Regions from separate parts of the Homo sapiens genome. Here region 2 is linked to region 1. Evidence: chromatin loops called from intact Hi-C (ENCODE). Cell type or tissue: endothelial cell of umbilical vein. All regions are shown on one strand.

Evidence for each region. Hi-C counts contacts between places; a loop is a spot of excess contacts. Peaks named below come from ENCODE experiments on the same cell type or tissue, not always from the same donor. Only the 100,000 strongest peaks of a DNase experiment are listed, where the experiment ranks them.
Region 2: a loop joins it to region 1, with 6 times the contacts of the local background. A loop is called at or near these places in 1 of 110 quality-filtered maps.

The regions. Positions count from the first base shown.
Region 1 is chr15:80,032,513-80,035,012 of GRCh38, forward strand. No RefSeq gene overlaps it. Among named protein-coding and RNA genes, the nearest start is that of ZFAND6, 26 kb to the right of the region's middle. RefSeq lists enhancers at 1-238, 239-982, 983-1,726. In endothelial cell of umbilical vein, no CTCF peak of the experiment used is centred here; DNase peaks (open chromatin) are centred at 279, 959 and 1,149; H3K27ac peaks cover 1,445 bases.
Region 2 is chr15:80,177,698-80,180,197 of GRCh38, forward strand. FAH (fumarylacetoacetate hydrolase) reads left to right here. Exons shown (of 14, transcript NM_000137.4): 12 at 2,427-2,500. Among named protein-coding and RNA genes, the nearest start is that of FAH, 26 kb to the left of the region's middle. In endothelial cell of umbilical vein, no CTCF peak of the experiment used is centred here; a DNase peak (open chromatin) is centred at 1,534; H3K27ac peaks cover 1,036 bases.

The sequences.
Region 1 (2,500 bases):
TGGCCTCCCAAAGTGCTGGGATTACAGGCGTGAGCCACCACGCCCAGCCTTAACTGCTTTTCCTACTGCATCTTGGCTGTGTGTGTGTGTGTGTGTGTGTGTGTGTGTGTGTGTGTGTGTGTGTATAATGCATCCCCTAGGAGGACATCCTGTTTCTAGCCTCTGCACCTTCCCAATGCCCAGCCCAGTGCCTGACTCAGTGCCTGAGTAAATGTGCGTTGGAGGAATGAACAGCCAGCAAAAGAGAGAAGACATTGGGCCTGGCAGCAAAGCAGCTGGAAGGGAGGCCCCTAAACAAACAGAGCCTCTGCCAGGAAATCTAACAAACGAGGCCCCATGGACGATTGTGAGTTGTTGTTTGAATGCTTCCTGTTTGCTGGCTTGAAACCAGACTTCCTACAGTGTCTATTCTGGTCCTCTCACTTTGACTTACCGCTTTTCAAAATGATCAGTTTCACCATTCATTCTGCCCTTTTGGCTCCTAGTTTCTGCAACAGACAGATTGAATCTTCATGCATTTATTCATGAAACACTTCTGGAGTCCCTATTATGTGCGATACACTAAGTCACCAGACTCAGGATTCTATGAGAGAACCTGGTGGGAAAGACAGCTACAAATAAAAATTCACAATCTAGAGTGATAAGAGAACGAAACACCAGGGTGACACTGGGGAGCAGACACTCACACCAAAATAATATATGATTGTGTTTTTCCTGAATTCATTTCCTCATATATGAGTGACTAATGAACAAGATTGGAGGTATTTGGGTCAGGAATGCCACTAATTGTTTCCCAAACACCCAGCTGTGTGGTCATTCAGGGCAGCTGGGAACAAACACCAGCCCAACAGTGTTCAAACTTCCAAGGACCAAGCCTGGGGGCTTTGCCACAGCACCAGCAATTACTCATTTGGCATGCGGCCACTCCTCACTCAGCCCCAAGGACCTCAGTCCTGCACTAGAGGGGTTTCCTGGGACAATGCTAAAACCAAACCAGTTCTGGGCAAACTGGGACAGTTGGTCACACTGAAGTCTGTGGGCTTTGCTGAACTTGCAGGTCTGCACACACGCCAGGACAGCTGGTCTGGATCGGGGATAATAGAGGGAGAGGCATTAACTGCTGCGTGGAATCTTAGCCTCAGCACCTGCCTCTCTAATCTGGCACCCTGCCAGCCCCAGCTCCTAAGATGCAGGCCACTCACACTTCCTGCCTGCTGACTCAGCCACACCTCGGCTGCTTAGTTAGTCCTGATGGAGGCAGGACAAGTGGCCTTGAGCCAGTGAGGAGGGTGGAGACCCTGCTGCTCTTCATCACTCTATCCTTAGCAGCTAGCATGGTACTCCATGGAGCAGGGGTTCACTAATGAATGAGTTAAGAGTGGTCTTATGGCCGGGCGCGGCGGCTCACGCCTGTAATCCCAGCACTTTGGGAGGCCGAGGTGGGTAGATCATGAGGTCAGGAGTTCGAGACCAGCCTGGCCAAGATGGTGAAACCCTGTCTCTACTAAAAATACAAAAATTAGCCAGGCATGGTGGCGCACGCCTGTAGTCCCAGCTACTTGGGAGGCTGAGGCAGGAGAATCACTTTAACCCAGGAGGTGGAGGTTGCAGTGAGCCGAGATCGTGCCATTGCACTCCAGCTTGGGCGACAAGAGTGAAACTCTGTCTTAAACAAAACAAAACAAAACAAACAAACAAAAAAAAGAGTGGTCTTAGTCTCTCTCTGTTCAGTGGGGCTTAAAGCCTCTGACTCCTGCCATGTACTCCCCTCTACCCGCCTCCTAAATTCTCTTCTGTTGCAACTGAAATACGGGACACCAAGACCCCAGGGACCAAGCCAGAAAATGCATGCTGCCTGAAACCCAGCCGTTTCTCACTTTCCCACTCCATGGGGACTCTTTTAAGGCTGCGCAGGCCCCTTTGGCCAATATCTGACTGCCGCCTGCCCCCTTCCCCCCTGAAGTGGCCTTGCCTTTTGCCTGCCAGACTTCCCATGTGCTGGAGTTTCCTGGGCAGATCTCCGGCATGTTGGCTGCTCCACCGCCCACAGCCTCGGGTCTGGCAGCTGCCTAGATGGGGATCCTATGTTTTACATACGCCTCCTGGGAAATCTGCATGCTGACTTTTCTGACCTTCTGAGCTGACAATGCTTTTGGGTTCTATCCCCACCCCACCCATCTGCACCCTCAGGGTCAGTCACCATCAGTCGGGTGATGAGGAGGAAAACAAGGTATTAAGGGAAGTTCCAATCTTTTATTTTTCCCCCATCAACACATTTACCATCAGCTAGCACCTGAGTCCCTGGAGAGCTGTGAGGAGGGTGTAGGAGGATCACGGGGCTATTTGTAGACACAGCCTCAGAGCTGGAGGGAACTGTCTGGGTCACTGAGCCCAGCCTCCCACCTGAGCAGGAAAGCAAACTTGCTGTACTCTGTCGATAAATGGGCCTTAAGCTTTTGCTTGAATCTGCCTTCATGGGTGGCTCACTCCCTTTCTGGGG
Region 2 (2,500 bases), 150 kb after region 1:
GTGGGCCTGGAGCTTCCATGGCCTGTCTCTTTTAGGAGTGGCCATGGGGTCACAGAGTTCTCTCGAGATAGAGGCTGCATAAATGTGGCCAGTGATTTTCTTGGGGGAAAATAGGTGTTCCTGTAAAGGTCTAGTTCCTGGTTTATCCTGTCCTGCCAGGGGCTGTATTGATGAGAGTGACTTATTTTTTAAGTGAACTTTTAATTGAAGCATAATATACATAGATAAAAATGCACACATTACTGTAATCCCAGCACTTTGGGAGGCCAAAGTGGGAGGATCGCTTAAGCCTAGGAGTTTGAGACCAGCCTGGGCAACATAATGAGACCTTGTCTCTGCAAAAAGTAAAAAAATTAGCCGGGCGTGGTAGCATGCACCTGTGGTCCCGGCTACTTGGGAGGCTAAGGCAGGAGGATCGCTTGAGCCCAGGAGGTCGAGGCTGCAGTGAGCCATGATCACACCACTGCATTCCAGCATGCGTGACAGAGCAAGACCCTATTTCAAAAAATAAAAATTAAAAAAAGTGCATATTATACATGTACAGCTTGAAGAATTTTCCTAAAATGAACATCCCTGTGCAACCAGCACCCAGATCAGAAATGGAAAATTTCCAGCACCTCAGCAGCCCCGTGGGGCCCTCCAGGTCACTTCATCACTCCCTCCAGCAAAGGTCACTCCTCTCCTGACCTCTGCTACCATGTATTATTTTTTTTCTGTTTTTCAGTTTTATAGAAATGGCATCATAAAGTAGCATGTATTCTTTTGTAGCTGGCATCTTTGTTTTAGTGTTAGATCTGTGAGATTCAACCCTGTTGCTCTTTGCAGTGACAGCTCATTTTTCTCATTGCCTTATAGTGTTGCACTGTATAAATATTCCACAACTGACTTAATTTTTTTTTTTTTTTGAGATGGAGTCTCGCTCGTTGCCCAGGCTGGAGTGCAGTGGCGCGATCTCGGCTCACTGCAAACTCCGCCTCCTGGGTTCATGCCATTCTCCTGCCTCAGCCTCCCGGGTAGCTGGGACTACAGGTGCCCGCCACCACGCCCGGCTAATTTTTTTTTTTGTATTTTTAGTGGAGATGGGGTTTCACCATGTTAGCCAGGATGGTCTCGATCTCCTGACCTTGTGATCCGCCCGCCTCAGCCTCCCAAAGTGCTGGGATTACAGGCATGAGCCACTGCGCCCGGCCAACTGACTTATTTTGTAAGTCACATCAATTCCACAATCGATGGACATTTGGTTGTTTCCGTTGTTTTTGGCTATCACAGAGTTACTGTGAACATTTTAGTACACACCTTTTGGTGCACATATGTGCACATTTCTATTGAGTGTATATCCAGTAATAGGCTTGCTGGGTCATAGAGTACACATAGACTCAGCCTAGGGGTACTTCCAAACAGTTTTTTGAAGTGGTTATACCAGTATATACTCCCACTAGCAGCATGTAAGCATTTTGCCTGCTCCACATCCTCGTCAGCTCTGGTGGTGTTTGCCTTTTCGTTCAAACCGTGCCTGGGATTGTGACTTCAGTTTGCATTTCCCTAATGACTAATGCAGCTGGGCATGTTAGTCATATGTTTATGGTTCATTTGTTTCTTGGCCTTTTGAATATCCTCTGAATCATTGAACTATTTCTAGTTTCCCTAATTTCCCTTCTAATTTAATATTATTCTGGGCTCCTTAGGGCTAGTAAGAAGAAATTAAGGGGCCTCCTTGCAGGGGCTCGTGGGCAAGAATCCATCTTTTGGGTTTCCTATGCCGGGATGTGTGGCTGTAGGAATGGCAATGTGAGAAGCTGTGGCCTGGGACAGGCATGGGCGTGCATTGCATCTGAGCGTCTCGGTGGGCACGTGGTGCCTTGGCCCCCTCTGCCCACAGCCTGACCGCCCACAGCTCTCCCTCGCTCCTTGGCCTGCCCTGACATCGTGTTTGAATCGTTCAGCTCCATTGCCCAGTGTCCATCCCAAGGCCCGGCATGGGAGAATGGGAGCGAGGGCTTTGCTCACGAGAAGCCTCTGCTGTGGTGTGGACTTAGATTCTCCCAATACGGGACTGGAGGGTGTTCCCAGGGCAGAGTGGAGTGTTGTACACAAGGGCATGTTGCAGGCTGAGGGACTGAGCAGTAAGGTCAGCCCTTAGGGGATGCTGCTTGGAGAAGGTGGTCAGTGTGGGCTTGAGGTAGCAGAGGAGCTGAGGTTGGAGTTTGTGAAGGAGATGGAAGAGCTTGGGGGAGGTCTCTGGGCAGCTCCCCAGGAGGACAATGTGTCCTTACTATAAGGGACTGGAGAGAGCTGGCTGGGGGAGCTGGGGACCGGGGAAAGGCCAGGGAAGGCGGTCGTGAGCAGGGCAGGCTGTGCCCAGCTGCCTCCGGGATGCTAGGCTAAGCCTGCCGCTGCTCATTCCACCTCGCGTCCATTGCCTGCAGTACATGTACTGGACGATGCTGCAGCAGCTCACTCACCACTCTGTCAACGGCTGCAACCTGCGGCCGGGGGACCT